Regions from separate parts of the Homo sapiens genome. Here all the other regions are linked to region 4. A link is a contact called in ENCODE Hi-C or POLR2A ChIA-PET data. All regions are on one chromosome and are shown on one strand. The core of a region is the stretch at or near the end of the contact, and the rest is flanking DNA. Distances in the headings are between cores, read along the strand shown.

Evidence for each region. A loop is a pair of places that touch in the nucleus more often than their neighbours do. ChIA-PET counts read pairs that join two places held with the same protein, here RNA polymerase II (POLR2A). Pooled maps may share reads with other maps.
Region 1: a pooled map shows a loop between it and region 4 (7-fold over the local background). The contact joins the promoter of EPOP here to the promoter of RPL19 in region 4. A Hi-C loop is called at or near these places in 4 of 50 pooled maps. POLR2A ChIA-PET finds 5 or more read pairs at or near these places in 5 of 52 experiments (AG04450, BJ, activated B cell and 2 more).
Region 2: a loop to region 4 is called in a pooled map, with 7 times the contacts of the local background. The contact joins the promoter of CASC3 here to the promoter of RPL19 in region 4. A Hi-C loop is called at or near these places in 2 of 50 pooled maps. POLR2A ChIA-PET finds 5 or more read pairs at or near these places in 3 of 52 experiments (HEK293, MCF 10A and RWPE1).
Region 3: a map with no recorded cell type shows a loop between it and region 4 (5-fold over the local background). The contact joins the promoter of MIEN1 here to the promoter of RPL19 in region 4. A Hi-C loop is called at or near these places in 1 of 37 single-sample maps with no recorded cell type and 5 of 50 pooled maps. POLR2A ChIA-PET finds 5 or more read pairs at or near these places in 4 of 52 experiments (AG04450, B cell, HEK293 and 1 more).
Region 5: a pooled map shows a loop between it and region 4 (3-fold over the local background). The contact joins the enhancer-like site here to the promoter of RPL19 in region 4. A Hi-C loop is called at or near these places in 1 of 50 pooled maps. POLR2A ChIA-PET finds 5 or more read pairs at or near these places in 3 of 52 experiments (CD8-positive, alpha-beta memory T cell, HepG2 and PC-9).
Region 6: a loop to region 4 is called in a pooled map, with 9 times the contacts of the local background. The contact joins the promoter of ORMDL3 here to the promoter of RPL19 in region 4. A Hi-C loop is called at or near these places in 7 of 50 pooled maps. POLR2A ChIA-PET finds 5 or more read pairs at or near these places in 2 of 52 experiments (B cell and BJ).

What each region holds. Positions count from the first base shown.
Region 1 is chr17:38,673,695-38,676,394 of GRCh38, forward strand. It overlaps EPOP (elongin BC and polycomb repressive complex 2 associated protein), which reads right to left and starts at 1,263. Exons shown (of 1, transcript NM_001130677.2): 1 at 1-1,263. The coding sequence starts at 801. RefSeq lists an enhancer at 1-506.
Region 2 is chr17:40,139,149-40,141,848 of GRCh38, forward strand. CASC3 (CASC3 exon junction complex subunit) reads left to right here and starts at 1,389. Exons shown (of 14, transcript NM_007359.5): 1 at 1,389-1,631; 2 at 2,059-2,086; 3 at 2,422-2,459. The coding sequence starts at 1,401. RefSeq lists enhancers at 1,000-1,940, 1,406-1,705.
Region 3 is chr17:39,729,133-39,731,832 of GRCh38, forward strand. It overlaps MIEN1 (migration and invasion enhancer 1), which reads right to left and starts at 1,400. Exons shown (of 4, transcript NM_032339.5): 1 at 1,275-1,400; 2 at 1,062-1,159; 3 at 553-629; 4 at 1-473. The coding sequence starts at 1,363. The coding sequence ends at 390. RefSeq lists a silencer at 1,082-1,641.
Region 4 is chr17:39,199,014-39,201,713 of GRCh38, forward strand. RPL19 (ribosomal protein L19) reads left to right here and starts at 1,270. Exons shown (of 6, transcript NM_000981.4): 1 at 1,270-1,336; 2 at 2,200-2,306. The coding sequence starts at 1,332. LOC124903996 (a long non-coding RNA gene) reads right to left here and starts at 2,201. Exons shown (of 2, transcript XR_007065745.1): 1 at 1,892-2,201; 2 at 1,142-1,785.
Region 5 is chr17:40,110,433-40,113,132 of GRCh38, forward strand. No RefSeq gene overlaps it. Among named protein-coding and RNA genes, the nearest start is that of MSL1, 10 kb to the right of the region's middle. RefSeq lists an enhancer at 1-643. Within about 2 kb of position 1,384, at least 33 of the 41 ENCODE cell types and tissues checked have a DNase peak (open chromatin) inside an H3K27ac peak, as active enhancers do.
Region 6 is chr17:39,926,351-39,929,050 of GRCh38, forward strand. It overlaps ORMDL3 (ORMDL sphingolipid biosynthesis regulator 3), which reads right to left and starts at 1,251. Exons shown (of 4, transcript NM_139280.4): 1 at 1,134-1,251. It overlaps LRRC3C (leucine rich repeat containing 3C), which reads left to right and starts at 1,382. Exons shown (of 4, transcript NM_001195545.2): 1 at 1,382-1,464. It overlaps LOC124903999 (a long non-coding RNA gene), which reads left to right and starts at 370. Exons shown (of 2, transcript XR_007065750.1): 1 at 370-412; 2 at 578-652. RefSeq lists enhancers at 505-1,115, 1,116-1,727.

The sequences.
Region 1 (2,700 bases), core at 13-2,512, 530 kb before region 4:
ACTCGGAGTGTCCAAGGCGAAGCCCTTCGCGTAACACCAAAGTTTCGACCGGCGGATCAGACGATCGAAATGTTCCTGGCGGAGATCTCCGGGTGCGGCCGGAGCCGGGCTGGCCGTCGAGGGGCTGGCCGCTGGAGCCTCGGGGGCGGCCGGCGGGGGGTTTCCATCGACTTCGGCAGGCTGGCCGGGCAGGAACGGCCGCGGCGCCGTCCCGGGACCCGCGGGCTCGGTGGAGAGGCCCGCAGGTGGCGACGGAGGCCGGGAACTGGGTTCCTGAGGCGGGCTGGCGGCTGGGCCACGCTGAGGCTCGAGACCCGGGGCCGGGCGAGGCGGGGCCGAGGCGAAGCTGGTCGTAGATTCCCGAGGGTGCGGGGGCGCAGGGCAGCGGCCCGGAGGTGCACAGGAGCGAACGCCGAAGTGCGGGAAACCGCCTCCGCCCTCTTCCTCCTCTCCGCGGCGGGGGCACGCTGCGACGTCCGCATCCTCGCCGGCGGCGGTGTTAGGAACGCCGGGCCGCCCGGTCGGTGCCCAGAGGTGCTTCAGGCCATCCGGGGCCCAGCCGCCAGGGCGCAGGGGGGCCTGAGGGCCCCGCAGCACTGGGGACCGCGCCGCCAGCTCCCCAGGCCCCGGGCCCAGAGAGGACGCCCGGGGCTTGGCAAGGGCGCAGAAGGCGAGGGCACGCAGGCACAGCGGAGAGAATTCCTGGGTCCCCCGACACGGCTTCCGGGGCGTGGGGGAGCAGGGCGACCCTCGCGGGGACGCCGGCACTGCCAGGCGGGGCGCAGGGCACAGGGTCTCCATGGAGCAGCCTGAGGGGTGCCCACTGAGCGGGTCCAGGTCCCAGCGGCGGGATGCCCTGGCTGCCCGAAGAGCCCACGGGTGAGGGGAACATCGCCCCCCGTCGACGGGGAGGTCTCTGCTCACGGGCGCCCCCGGCCCGCCACCCGGGGCCGCAGAGCTCGGGCTCCCTCTTCGCTCTCCTCACGCGGCCCTCCCGGCGGCCGGACTCCTGGGTCCCTGTGAGTCCCGGCGGGGTCGGCCGCCCTTCTGCCGCCGCGTCCCCTTCGCAACCCCGGCGGGAGACCCTCTCGAGTCGCCCGAAGCGCAGAGGCAGGGGAAACAAAGCGGCCGGCGGCCGCGGGAGGCGGGAAGGACCCCGGGCCCGGCACCCGGTGCCCGGGCCCAGGCGGCGGGGAGGGCGCCTTCCGCCCGCTCGGTTTCTTTCTTCCCCGCTGGCTCCCGGAGACCGCGTTATAGAGAACTGCCCCCTCGCTGCCCCAATACCAGCGCCGGGGCCGCGAGCCCGCCGCTGATTGGGCCGCACCGCCCGTGACGTTAGCCCGGACCCCACCCCTCCGGCGGCACCGCCCCCGTCCCCATTCCGCACACAGACACACACACGTGGACCCGGCGCGGCGGCGGCTGGGAGGGAGCGCGGGAGGGAGCGTGCGCGGGTGGGATCGCGAGCGGCCAGATGCGCCGCCGCACGTGGCCCGGTGGCGTCCTGGGATTTCGTCGTCGCAAAGCCACTCGTTTTTTCCCGAGCAGTCACGGTTTTGCATCTGTAAAATGGGACGGTTCATATCTGCCCTCTTGGGACTAAAAGAGCTATGTGAATCAACGTAGATGAATCTCAGAAATAATGTTTAGGGGAAAGATGAAATGAGGCAATGGTTGTTTACAAGCTTTGCACAGCAGGGATTCTAGCGGGCCGTGAATGGCCCCTAAAACAGTGCGTGGCACACAGTAGGCTCAAAAATGCTGTAATGTATAAGTAGTTAATAATTCAGTACTTGTATGCAAGATGAACAAAAAAAATAAATTTGGAAGGGTGGGAGTGTTATTACATCCATGGAAGCCGATAAATAGGCTGTCTCGGTATCTATTTCCATTTCTCTGATGCAGTATCTAAATACTCCGCCTCAACTAAATTCCGAGGGCTGACTCTGCAACCCCTGACCCCCAATCCCAGGATGCCCCCCTCTGAGGTTTGATCTGCCAAACCGGTTGAAGAGGCCAGAGGAGGGCACGCGCAGACCCTCACTCTCATCTGCCCCAAGGAAAATAAAGAAAAAGTGAATTCCCAGTACAAATTCTGATAATGCAGCACACACCCCCACCCTGTTCTATCCCCTTAACCTTCTTTAGTTTCTGCATAGCTTATTGTTACATAAAAGTCTGTAAATGGATTTATTCTTTAGTGTCTGTCTCTCCCATTAGTCTGGAAATGAGTTGACGAGAACTTTGTCTTGATCATTGGTGCATCCCCCACTGCCTAGAACAGTGGCCAAGATATAATAGGTGCTCAATCAATATGTGTGAATGAATGAATGAGCAAGTGAGCGAGTGAATGAATCCTTGGGATATTTCTCTCTTGATAAAAATCAGGTTATTGGAATACTGCCGTTTCCTATCTGTGGAAATACAGAGATTGGTATGATGACTTGGGGTAAAGGTGTGGAAGAATGCTGGGGGCGGCCCCACAGATAAATATCTTATTCTGGAGCCAGGACAAGAGAGGGTTTCAGAACGGGGACAAATGATGCAGCTTGCCTCCGGGCCCTTCTAGCAGTGACAACAGAGGTGTAGTTTCCCTATGTGTCATCAAATAACATCTGGGAGGACAGGGGTAAGGAGGATCTGCCTCCCCCACCTGCAAAGTCCAGAGGTAAAGTCCCTAGGTGGGGCGAGGGTTTGAGG
Region 2 (2,700 bases), core at 139-2,638, 940 kb after region 4:
ACCCCACTGCACCCCAGCCTGGGCGACAGACAGAGTGAGACTCCCTCTCAAAAAAAAAAAAAATATTTTACTCAGGGAAGAATTCTATGCCATGGTGGCCTTTGTTTGATAACATACATTATTAACGTGCACTCCTGTAGGTGCACTAAAAACTTAGCTCATGCACTTTGTATATCCTTATAATGGTCCAAAGAAAACACACTGATTCTTTTCAATGGTGGCCAATGCCTTGCCAAAATGAAATAATTTCCATAAACCTTAAGAAGGAAATAATGTCAGGATTTTGAATCAACATCTGTTTCTACTGACCATTTATTTTTAAATAGGTTCTAAAATCCTGACAAGGGCAGTAGCTCATGCCTGTAGTCCCAGCACTTTGGGAGGCTGAGACGAAAGGATCGCTTGATCCCAGCCAGGAGACAAGCCTGGGCAAGAGCGAGACCCCATCTCTACAAAAAACAGAAAAATTAGCCGGGTGTGGTAGTGTGTGCCCGTTGTCCCAACTACTAAGGAAGCTAAGGCAAGGAGGTCACCTGTGCCTGGGAGGTCAAGGCTGCAGTGAGCCGCGCTACTGCACTCCAGCCTGGGCAACAGAGTGAGACCCTGCCTCGAAAAAGCCAAAACAAAACCGGTAATACTGGCATCATACCAGCCTGCACTTTGGGACAGGTGATGGCTGGGGTGGGAAGAAACGTGAAGAGGAAATGAGAACACAGAGAAAACGCTGCAACAAGAAGTCCTCTGGCTTCACTGCAGACAACTGGTTTCTCCTTCGCCCGTTATCTTAAACAAGGCTGGTGCAGCAAATCTGACGCAGCACTACAGCTTTTAAGATTTACCTTGATTCGTGATTTTACCAAGCAAAGGAATGCAGTAAATTGACCTGCTTCAAACGTAGGTAGAAGTGAGAAATGGAAACAGAAAACCATGAAACAGCCCTAGTGTTGCAGTGAAGCTGTGACAGGTTGACTCCTTCCACTCGGGAAGCCCAAGATGGCCGGGCCAGGAACCCGGGAGGCTGCTGAAGTCTCAATTCCCCTCGCCCTAGGCCTGCCCAAGGGAAGTCAGGAGCCGCGCCACGCCCCCTTACATCACCGATAGACGTAATCCGGGTCGGCCGCAAACGTGCCGCAGGCCTAGGCCCCGCCCAGTGCCCCGCCCCTCCCCCAACACACACACACACACACACACACACACACACCCCAACACACACACACACACCCCAACACACACACACACACACACACACACACACACACACACACACACACACACACACACAGCGGGATGGCCGAGCGCCGCACGCGTAGCACGCCGGGACTAGCTATCCAGCCTCCCAGCAGCCTCTGCGACGGGCGCGGTGCGTAAGTACCTCGCCGGTGGTGGCCGTTCTCCGTAAGATGGCGGACCGGCGGCGGCAGCGCGCTTCGCAAGACACCGAGGACGAGGAATCTGGTGCTTCGGGCTCCGACAGCGGCGGCTCCCCGTTGCGGGGAGGCGGGAGCTGCAGCGGTAGCGCCGGAGGCGGCGGCAGCGGCTCTCTGCCTTCACAGCGCGGAGGCCGAACCGGGGCCCTTCATCTGCGGCGGGTGGAGAGCGGGGGCGCCAAGAGTGCTGAGGAGTCGGAGTGTGTGAGTGCGCGCAGGCGGGGCGGGGTGGGGACCGGGCGGCGAGCCGGCCGGGGGCGGGGTGTAGGTGATGCTAGGTAGTCTGTGAGTTGATAGTAGATACTGGGACTTTTTTTTGTTTTTGAGAGAAAAGGGGAGTTATCCCAATGCGAGTTTGCATCCGGAGTTCCAAGGGAAGAAGAAGGATTGGGGGTTTCTGGGAGGATGGTAGAGCCGCTGGAGATGGAAAGCGGATGTTTTATTCAGAAGTCGGGGCTGGAGGGAAGGAGACCAGACCTGCCTTGGCTACTACTTGATAAAGATTTACCTATCTCTGTCTCCCTCTCCAACCATTTTGTGCTGAATCTTCAGCTTTTCACCCACATTTCTTTATTGGGCTCCCCACCTCTGGAAATCACAGAACTAACCCATGTCTTCTGCTTTCTTTCAGGAGAGTGAAGATGGCATTGAAGGTGATGGTGAGTAGCATCTTTTACCCCATTAGGACAAGAGTTTTTTTTAACATAAACTCAGGTCATCTATTTCCAACATCGACATTCTCACACACTGTCACGGATTTAGGGCCACAGAGTGCCTTTTTGTAACATAGTGGTTAAGAGCATAGGCTTTAGCAGTATAGTCTTCAGCAAGTTACCCTCTGAGCCTGTTTCTCCTTTTGTAAGTGGGGACTATAATTTTATCCACGTTGTAGGTTGATGTCAGAATTAAATGAGACTCTTAGTCTGACCTGTAATAAGCAGCCAAAAAATGTTTCTGGGTTTCTTTTTTTCCACATATTTCTGTTTTATTTCAGCTGTTCTCTCGGATTATGAAAGTGCAGAAGACTCGGAAGTGAGTATGACAGGTTTTTTCCTATGGTATAGATCAGAAATGCTTTTTAAAAACGTGTACACACCTTCGTTGCAAACGTACCATGACCTCCGTGTTTATCCTCTTGTGTATTCTTCATTTATGCTTCTGAAAAAGTGTTACAGAAGGTCTTGTTCACTTTAGACCTAGGGAAAACTTGGGGCACGCCGTCTCAAGCCACAGGTGTTATACTGTTAGTTGGCTTCTCTTCCTGTCTGAAGAA
Region 3 (2,700 bases), core at 150-2,649, 530 kb after region 4:
ATAAAAACACACACTAGTTAGCATTAGTGTTTGTAGCGCCACTTTACTGCCAATAGCTGACATTGCCCTGGGTTAGGGGAGAATAAATAAAATCTGTGGCATCAGACAGGTATTACCGAGGCGAAGAGTGGACTGGGCTTTCGTGGGCACTTACCCTGGGAAGGGGGTATGAGGTGGCTGGAGAAGTGTTCATGGAGAGTGTCTCTCTCCTGCCCCCAAGGCCACGGAATCTTCTATTCCTTCTTTGTACCCAAAGGGCAAAGTGGAGGCCAGGGTCTCTTTGCTAAGGAGCTAAGTAGGGGAAAGAGGCAGGGGGAGCTCCCAGCAGGACCAAAGGGAGACCAAGGTTTGGACCCCAGAACAGAGCAGGAACCCAGAGTCCTGTGCAGTCACAGGATGACGCAGGGAGGACGGCTGTTGGTGATCTTTTCTAGGGTTTCTCCATTACTGGCTCTTCGGATGGCCTCAATGAGCTAGAGGAGTGGAATGACAGGATGATGCACTGTTGGGGTAGGGTGACCAAGAGGTCCTCCCAACGCTGTAAATACTCACATCTTTCTCATAGGGAAAGCCCCCATTCTCCAGCTTGGAGAACACCAGCTGTCCATTTATCTCTATCTCAAAGGCACCTGGTAAGAAATCAACAGATAAATGGTACACTGAGAACATAGGCAGAAGTCAGGAGTTCCTCCAAAGGGGTCCCCCGCCTTCAAGTCCCCCATCAATCCCACTGGAGACCCATTTGTAGCTCCTTAAGCAATTCCCCAACCCTGGGTCAACTCCAGGGAACCTGAGGGAGGCCTCGCCTGTGTGCCCCTCGCAACACTCAATAAAGGACTCCCTCCCCTCCAACCCTACACGATTGCAGTCTAATAGGTTTTTCCCCACAGGCCTCTGTGACACCCCCTGACCTATGGAAGGGAACTCATGTTGGCCGGACATTTTACCATGTGCCAGGCACTGCGGGCACTTTACATAAAGCAGCCAATGTCAGAACTAGAAAGCGGGAGAGCTGGGATTCAGAGCACAGACTGACCCAGCAGGTGTTCTGCGAGCCTCACCTGTGCCCCCGAGGCGCGACTCGATCTCGATGCCCGGATACTGCTCCTTCACAGCACTGGCCAGCTCCAGGTAGGTCGCCTCGAAGCCGCAGGGTTCACTGGGGAGTCAAGAGATGGGGCTGGGCTGGGGATTCGGGGGTGGGGCCTCCCGTGGACCCACCTCCGTCCGGCCCGCGGGACCAGGGTGCGGGTCCTCCAGCCGGGGCCGCTCACCAGTACTCCACCACGATGCGGACCCCACTGCCCGGCTCGACCTCCTCGGGAGGGGGCGCTACGGACGTCTGCCCCGGCTCCCCGCTCATCGCGGCCGGCTCCGCTCGGGCCCCTGCTTCCGGGTGTGACGCGAACCGCGGGCACGTGACGGGGCGGGGCCTCTGGAGCGGGGAGGGGCCGAGGGTGGCGTTCGGGCGCCCCCTGCGGGTCTCCGCCACTGCTACGTTTTGACCTCGTAGGGCAGCTCCGGAGCTCGCTCCCCGGGCAGGGGCTGGGTCCGGTCCAGACCCTCCTTCCCTGGCCCGGTCTCCCGGAGTGCCGGGCTTCCCCACTCCCCACTCCCGGTGTCCGCTGGACTTCATGGCTTCATTTACTCTAATGGACTATCTTAGACTGCAAAGCGCTTTTCAGTTTACAAAAGAAAGAGAAAGTGGTGGGGCAAGCATCCTGGGGATGGGGGTGGGTGTGGCTGATGCATGAAATAGTTGACATTTTCTCGCTAACATGCCGATGGCATTTTTTTTTTTTTTTTTTTTGAGACGGAGTTTCGCTCTTGTTGCCCAGGCTGGAGTGCAATGGCGCGATCTCGGTTCACTGCAACCTCTGCCTCCCGGGTTCAAGCGATTCTTCTGCCTCAGCTTCCCGAGTAGCTGGGACTACAGGCGCGTGCCACCGCACCCGGTTAATTTTGTATTCTTAGTAGAGACAGGGTTTCATCATGTTGGTCAGGCTGGTCTCGAACTCTTGACCTCAGGTGATCCACCAGCCTCGGCCTCCTAAAGTGCTGGAATTACAGACATGAGCCACCGCGCCTGGCCCAGTTTTTTGTTTGTTTGTTTGTTTGTTTTAGTAGAGACAGGGTTTCACCATGTTCGCCAGACTGGTCTCGAACTCCTGACCTCAAATGATCTGCCTGCCTTGGCCTCCCAAAGTGCTGGGATTACAGGCGTGAGCCACCACGCCCGGTGCTGATGGCATTTGGAACCACCCTGTAGTTACATACACAAGTGTTTCTGATCCCAAAGCTCTAAACTGCTTTTTCCAGTCTTTTGCAGCTGCTTCTTGCCTGCACTGGAAAACAGTAGATGCTCTTCAGGCTCTGTGCCCCCAACAGTTTCTGCGCATCCCTTCTCATCCAGCCTCTCACTGGGGGGCTGGCGTCATTATTCCCATTTTGCAGCTCTGGAAATGGAGTCTGCACAAGTCCTCGCTGCCTTTTCCCTGCCTACAGTACCACTATGGTATCCTAACACGCCACCCACTCTAGTGTCCCTTTAGGCTATTTATTTATTTATTTATTTATTTTGAGATGGAGTCTCACTCTGTCACCCAAGCTTGAGTGCAGTGGCGCGATCTTGGCTCACTGCAACCTCCACCTCCTGGGTTCAGGCGATTCTCCTGCCTCAGTCTCCCTAGTAGCTGAGAT
Region 4 (2,700 bases), core at 20-2,519:
GCCCCTTGGAGACAAGAAAGGCTGGCATAACCGCAAAAGTATGGGCTTTGCAATCAGAAATATCTGTGTTCTGAATCTGTTACCTTAGCTGTAAAATGAGGGCAACGCTAATCGTGTTGTTGTGAGGAAGTAGCATAAATGTTGCTTCCCTTTCTCTCTCTTCTACTTTCTCAGCCAGGAAAGTTGAGATGAAACGGATAGGGTGATCAGCAGGAACCAATCATGAGTTGGAGCCTCAATTCAGATGTAGACTTCTTAAACCCCAGAATGTTCTTCTTGGATTTTTACATTGGGTGTTCCAGATCAGAAGAAAAGGACTGCTTTTTTTTTTTTTTTGAGACGGAGTCTCACTCTGTTGCCCAGGCTGGAGTGCAGTGGCGCAATCTCGGCTCACTGCAACCTCCGCCTCCTGGGTTCAAGCGATTCTCCTGCCTCAGCCTCCCCAGTAGCTGGAATTACAAGCACGCGCCGCTACGCCCGGCTAATTTTTGTATTTTTAGTGGAGACAGGGTTTCACCATGTTGGCCAGGCTGGTCTCGAACTCCTGACCTCAAGTGATCCGCCTGCCTTGGCCTCCCAAAGTGCTGGGATTACAGGCATGAGCCATCGAGCCCAACCCAATTTTTTTTTTTTTTAATTTTACTTTCTGCAATCATTCATCCATTCAGCCAGTGCGGTATTTCTGAGGTGTGTTCGATCGCGGATCCATGCCTGCCGCAGTACAGTTGTGAGCCAAATGAGACTGAGACTAGTTCCCGCCCTCCAAGAGCTTGCAAGACCCGCAGTGGCGTAAAAACACTAACATCTTTTAGTGATCGATTCTGCACTCCAGGGGTTTTCAATCTACTACAAGAGTGAATAAGAGTTCGCCTTTGTCTGATATCTGTTGTCATTCTCTCTCGCTTCTTTAACTGATTTTTTCTCAGCTAATAAAACATCCACCCACAACCCCCCGAACGCCCGCAAACACCAGGCCACTCTAGCAAAACCTCTCTCACTCCGCCTGCGCAATCCAGCTGACTTCCGGTTACAGATAACCACGTGATTGGGAACCCTTGCTGCGCATGTCTAGTAGGAAGTCGGACTATACCACTTTCCCTACGGAAGGGGTACTTTTTTATGTTTTTAAGTTTAAAACCGATTTCTGATATTTGACTTTTATCATTTCAGGCCTATATGGAGGCTATGAGTGAGTTTAGTGTGGCAGAAGATGAAAGAACCGGACAGGAATACGGACGAAATTGGAGCAGGGTTTGGGCTCTCCCCTTCGCAGATAATGGGAGGAGCCGGGCCCGAGCGAGCTCTTTCCTTTCGCTGCTGCGGCCGCAGCCATGAGGTGAGGGCGAGCTGGTCTCCATCAGGCGCTGACGCGTGTCGACAAGGGACTGTCGGTCTTGGGACCGCAGCTGGGGTTGGGGGAGATGAAATGGAGGCCGCCCTAAAGCGGCCGGTCCCGGGGTTTGGGGTAGGCCGGAGCACTTTCGTCCCGGGCCTCCGGAGTGAGGGGGGGCGGGGAGCGTCGCAGCAACTGAGACCAGGAAAAGTCTGCCCCGGCTGGTGCCGCACCGCACACGTGTCCGGTCGACCCACGCGAGCAGAGCAAACGGAGCGAACAAGACCAAGCCGTGGGCCCTTTCTTGCTTGGCACACCCGGAGCGGAGCCGATCTCTGCTTTCACGTGATGTAGGGCAAGCCTAGTGTAGGCCCCAGGCCTCCGACTGCCGAGAGAGGTGATCTCTAACTCTTGACTCCATTCACTCCTTTGGCCTCTCATAAAGGAAATCTCTGCGAATAGCCGAACGAGGCTTGTTACTGTGATAAAACAGGGAAATAAGCCCAGAAAACAGAGTAACTTGCCTGCATTCCTAGACTAGAAATCAGGTCTACTCACCTCGAATATTCTTTAAACGCTGAGTACCAGAAATGGCATAACCCCCCTATTCAATCCAATAAGTCCTTGGCTTGACTTTCCAGAGGAGAAATGCGAACATGAGGCTCCGAGAGGTGAAGGCATAGCGTGGGTTTTGAAGTCTTAAACCCAAGGGGGCCAGCTGCATAGCCCAGAGCCTTAAAGATGATTTAGGGAAGAGTCTTATTTCGCGGCTGTGGTGTGGGTCACAAAGGGCAGGTCTTGATGGGGACGTTCATTCTTGCCCAGGATTGGCTTTCAGAGTCTAATCATGTTTTCTGTGTGTCTAGTATGCTCAGGCTTCAGAAGAGGCTCGCCTCTAGTGTCCTCCGCTGTGGCAAGAAGAAGGTCTGGTTAGACCCCAATGAGACCAATGAAATCGCCAATGCCAACTCCCGTGAGTACCTGGGATCTGTCTCTTCACCCTACTTCCTTCTTTTCTCCTGCGTCAGATTAATGATAACACAATTGTGTTGACTTTTTTTTTTTTTTTTAGACAGTCTTGCTCTGTTGTCCAGGCTGGAGTGTAGTGGTGCCATCTGATCATTGCAACCCCTGCTCCCAGGCTCAAGTGATTCTCCCACCTCAGCCTCCTGAGTAGCTGGGATTAGAGGTGTGCACCACCACACCCAGCTAATTTACTCTTTATATTTTATTTTATTTTTTTTGGGACAGAGTCTCACTTTGTCACCCAGACTGGAGTGCAGTGGTAGGATCTCAGCTCACCGCAACCTCTGCCTCCCAGGTTCAAGCGATTCTCCTTCCTCAGCCTCCCAAGTAGCTGGGACTAA
Region 5 (2,700 bases), core at 134-2,633, 910 kb after region 4:
TCTGAGCAGCTGACTCCTGGCCTCTCCCTGCTTCATTTTTTGAGGAATAAGCTTTTCTCTGATTCTCACAGAGCCCTTTCTTTTGCTTCTCTGCAAGGCTTTCTCTCTGTGCCTGAAAGGCTCTGGGCTCAAGGAGCAGACAGCCCTGCAGGCTCAACTGCAGTGACCTACATTGGCTCTCCCCTAGGCCCTGGGTGCGGGGGCTGAGATTTCAAGATAGGAACCTGGGAATCTGGCACAGGTCTACAGATGATGACATCAGGCAGACAGGCTGCAAAAGTGGCATTGAGGGACTGGACCCTGAGGCAGGGGATGCCATAGGACTATGTTCTCACTTTGTCATTTGAGGGCTTTTTATGGACAAGAGATCAGAAGAGATCAAATGCAAAAACACCTGAGCAGTGACCCCTTGGAGAGGAGCCAGTGGTCCCTGACAGGCCCAGTCTCTATTAATGAGATTTGGGAGTGGTTTCTGCCTGCTCCCTGTTCTTGCTGAACCTACACTGGTCTGCTGCAGGGGACTGGAAAGATGATGTGGAAGAATGAGTTCGGATTTCAGCTGATTTATTTCAGGGAAACGAAGGCTGGGTAAAAGTCAGATATGCAGAAATCCACGTACTCCCAGGCTTAACTATAATATAGAGACCCTGTATTTCTTTAGACTCAATGGTTCTGAGAAGGATCCAGAAGGAGCCCTCAAGATTAATTACCATTTACAAAGTCCTTACCTCAGGACCCTGGCAACTGAATCCCTCCTTCCAGCTACCAGCCTTCTGGAACAGAGAAGGCAGCTTCTGAAATAGGTGCTTTCCCTCTCTCCCACTATAAGCCACAGTGTTTAGGATGACCACTGCTTCCAGATTGTGTGATTTGCCCTGGCAAGGAAATCCTATTGTGGGGGGAGGAAATGAGGCAGTCGTGACACAAAGTGATGGATGAGCCTTTTGCTTAGCAGAGAGAGAGAGAAAGCCGGCAGGCTGTGCAGAACTGAGTGGCTCTTGGGTCCAAAGGGCTTCCCCTTGGCCAAGTCCCACCCCAAAGCCCAGGAAGTCCACAGCTTGGCGCCCAGTCAAGGCAAAAACATTCCTCAGGACTCTGACAGGCTGGGGGATGGTTCCCACCACGAGGATGGGGGAGGGGAAGGAAACACGCGGGGGAGGAAATGACCACAAAGAAGGGGGTGAGGGTAAGAGGTGGGGAGTGAGTTCTCAGTGCCCTGAGTCCCTTTTAGAGAGAAAGGTTGAGGCTGGACTCATTGGCTTGTGAAGGACTTGCAGCTTCAGAGCACATGACTTCTGGGTCACCCTTCTGCTCAGGGTCATCCCTGATGACCCAAGGTGTCCTCTGGAGGCTTGTTAACTCAATCTCCCTCCTTACGCAGGGGCTGTGGTTGAGCTTGGGAGCCCCTGAGTGGCTAAAAGCTGGAATTGCAGTTGTGCTGGGGGAGGAGCCCATCGGGTCTCCCTCTGCCTCTCCACCTCCGCCCCTCCCTTTCCCTCTCCCTAAGCCCAGGACTCTGGAAATAGCACCTGGTAATGGGAGCGCTGACAGATGCTGAGTTATAGGAGAGCAAATGTCCTGGCTAGAGTCCTCAACATTCTAGTTTGATCGCTTTTGGGCTGTTTCCCTTGAAAACACGTGCCCCAGCAAGGATTGAAAAACTACCTATTGGTACTATGCTCACTACCTGGGTGACAGGTTCAGTCATACCCCAAACTTCACCATTACACAATATACCCTTGTAACAAACCTGCATATGTACCCCCTGAATCTAAAATAAAAGTTGAAATACACACACGGAAAAATAGGTGCCCCAGGACTACTTCCATTGTCTTCCATAAATTACTGTTTAACATGCCCCTGGGTAGTGTGCTTCCTGGCTACTGAGATCCCCCTCCTAGGGCTCCCCGGCTTGTAGCTTCTGGACCATTCACTGTCCATGACCCCTATGACCTTGGAGGGAGAAATGGCCCCACAATAATTCTGATTTTAAATTTACCCCTCCCTACCTGCACTACTTAGTCCTAGTTTTCCTCCTCTGAGCCTTGCCCACAACTCCTTCCCCAAGTCAGCCTCCAACCTTGAATGTTCCCTCACCCCCAGTTCCCTACCCAATCCCCCAATCCCACATCTCCTGTAGGGGATAGGAGTGAGGTGAAAAATGGACAAAGCTTAGAAATTTTTCCAAGGAAACTAGTTCCCTCTGCATGGCTTCCTTTGACCTATTTTCTAACTTTCCCTGGTTAGCCCCCTTGTTCCATGTACCAAGGCTTCCCACTGGACTAATTTTTGCTGCCCCGCCCTACTCCTCCTTCCTCCAACATGATCTCCTGGGGCTCTTCCCATCCAGGGAAAATGTTCCCCAGTGCTGAGAGAGGGAGAGATTCCATTTTGGAAACTATGTCAGCTTGAGGAGTCCGAGCTCTTAAAGAGACAACTAGAGTGTTGCTGGGGAAGCGGGTAGTGGTAGTGAGCAAAAAGCAGCTCACCCACCCAGAGGAGGCCCTGTTCCCATCACCCAGCCCATAATTAGGGCATTCTTGGCTCTTGTCTGGAATGGGAGGATCTGAGTGCTCTGCCAACATCATGAAGAACTCAACGGGAAATGGAGTTGGAGTAGAGGTAACCAACTTTGCAGCTGGAAATTAAAATTTTATTCAACTCCACCCCCAAGTAATTTTATTTGATGACATCCTTCTC
Region 6 (2,700 bases), core at 1-2,500, 730 kb after region 4:
GAGATCAATAAACTAACAAAAAGACTGGCAATGAGGAAACACTCTTGAGACTTTCGTGTGACTATGGATACATATCACTTCCATTAGTAAAACAACCAACTGGCCCCTACCCTAGATGGGGAGAAACAGAGAGAAGAGGCTGGCAGAGGTCGACTAGGTCTACAGGAGTTGAGCCGAAAACTTCTGCTGCCATAGCTGGCAGGTGGCTGCTTAGTGCTGGGCCCTGATGTGGTTTCATAACCTGCCTCAAACCAGAGCCTGCAGCAACTCTGTTGTGTTAACCACTTTTTTGCTGGTAGCTCTTTCCCCCTCCTTCCCGCCCCACCCTCTTGGCTCCACATACAAATATCCGGGCCCAGCCAGTATGCCAGACACTCAAGCCAAGGCTGAGCACCACCAGGGCAGCCACCAGGTGAGCCCTTCCCATTCCCTCCCCCAGGAAAGAGCAGCCCTCACAACAGCAAACCTCCTGTCTTCTGGAAGAGGAGCACAAAACATCCAGGCCTGGATGGGGACCCCAACGGGGAGTCCGGGGCAGCACGTCACAATGCCATGTCCATTCCGCCCACCCCCCAAGCTGCAGGACCACAGCTGATAACCTCTCAACTTTGGCCCAGCCACCCCGACTGGGGGAGGGCGGTAGGAGCGGAAAGCGAGTGCCCAGGCGAACCCGCACTAAGCACAGGAGAGGAGGAGCGAAGAGGCGGAGTCCTCACTGTTGTTGGGGTTTTCTGAGTGAGACCTCGGGTGCGGGGCCGGGGGGAGGGGTCCCGCTCTGTTCCCCAGCCTGGGTCTTCGCACTCGGAACCCGGTCCGGTCCGGGACCCCACAGCCATCTCCACGCGTTCACCCAGCCCTGGAGGCAGCCAAACGTTTATCCCCGAAGCCGAGCCGCTCCCCGCCTCCCACCCCTAGCCGAGGCGCTCCTCCCGACGTTCCACCCCCGGCCTCCCGCTCGCACTTTATTCCTTGGCCACCTCCCCAGCCGATGCACCCCCTCGGCTGATGCACTCCCTCCACCCCCCACTCCCTCTGCCCCCGTCTCTCCAGCCCGGGGCGCCTCCCCAGCAGCCCCCACCTTCTCTCCCGCCCCTCCCGTAGCCCTGGGGCCTCTTGGTTCCTTCCGGGCTCACCGTGTGGGGCCGAAGATCAACGGCCCGGGAACGGTTCCCGGGAGCGGGGGCCGCTGCTGCTCCAGCAGCTGTAACAACCCGCGGCTGCAGCCTCCCCGCTGGCAGCTCCGGCCGAATCAGCGCTCCGCGCCGGTCCCCGTACGTCACCGCCCCGCGCCGGCACGCCCGACGCCTTCTGGGAGTTGTAGTTTCTTCCGCTGGCTCCGGGCCGGCCCTCCCGACGCCTCCTGGGAGTTGTAGTTTTTCCTGGGCTCCGTTCCCGGCCTCTTCGGGGACGCACGGTTGGAAGTTGTACCGTGACGTGATGGTCAGATCGGATGATAGAATTTTGGTGCGTAACAATTCCAACTTTTGCTTCTGTGCCCTTCAAGTGTATTTTATCCGTGCCCCAGTTTTGCAGATGAGGAGACTCGGACTTGTAAGTAACTTTCTGTAGGTCTTTGCTGGGTCCTAGACTGGATCGAAACCCAAATATTCTGACCCCAACTGCAGGATTTTTCCACTGCACCTGGCTGCCTCCGCCCTGGCCCCAGATTGGCTCCTCCAGAAACAGACTAGCCCGGCCCTTTGCCCTGCTGGGCCCTCCTGGGAGAGCGCTTTTCACAACATTGGCTGGGATGAGGGTCTGGAGGGCCCGGAACGGAGCCTGCCTTCTCCTTCTCAGTCACGCTTGGCCCAGGCTGCCCCGGACCGGGCCACATCCTTGGCCGCCCCGCACCTGACGTGAGAAGAGGCTACGTATCATAGATTCCTCCATCAGTAGTAAGGAGCCTGAGTTTCTGTCTCAGGTCAGCTTGTGTGGCTTTGAATGAGAGGCTCTGGTCTGCAGTTTTCACATCTGCATCGTCTAAAGGCAAGGGCACAGACTTTACTGCCTGGTAGACATGGGGTAGGCCCTCCTTTATTGGCAGTGTGACCCTGGGCAAATTACTTGTCTTAATCTCCAATTCCACACCTGTGAAACCCCACCTCCAAGGTTGTGGGAACCCAAAAGAATGTATGTAAAGCACCTGTTGCATTGTAGGAATCTACTTAATATTACTGTAGGAGGTTGAACTAAATGGCTCTTGAGGTCTCCTCGGTTACTCCCATTCTCCATGTCACCAAGAGGTCTTGTCTGGGTAGTTTCAACTCCTTACCCAGCTTCTTTCTAAGTCCACTCTATGCAGGGCAGGGCTGGAATAGCAAGGTCAGATGATGTCATGGCATGCCAACCTGACTCTGAATGGCAGTTCATGGCACCCTGAACTGAAAGTGAGGGAACAGGAAGGAAAAGGCTAGCCCAGGGAAACTGCGGAGCACTTTACTCGGACTACACCTACCTTTCCTTCCCCAGGGGGCTGCCAGGAAACAGTTGTCACACAGCTGGAGTGGGACCCCCAGAGGCACTTAGTGGTCACCAGGCAGGTGGGTATTTGAACCACCCAGAGCAGAACAGGCAGCTTCTTCAATATTTCCAGGGCCAATGGCCCCAAAAGGGCTCATTCCAAGATCGAAATAATCATCTGAGTCTGAAATAGCTCTGCCTATGTCCTGTGGAAGTTTCTCCTGGTTTGTGGAGGTGCCT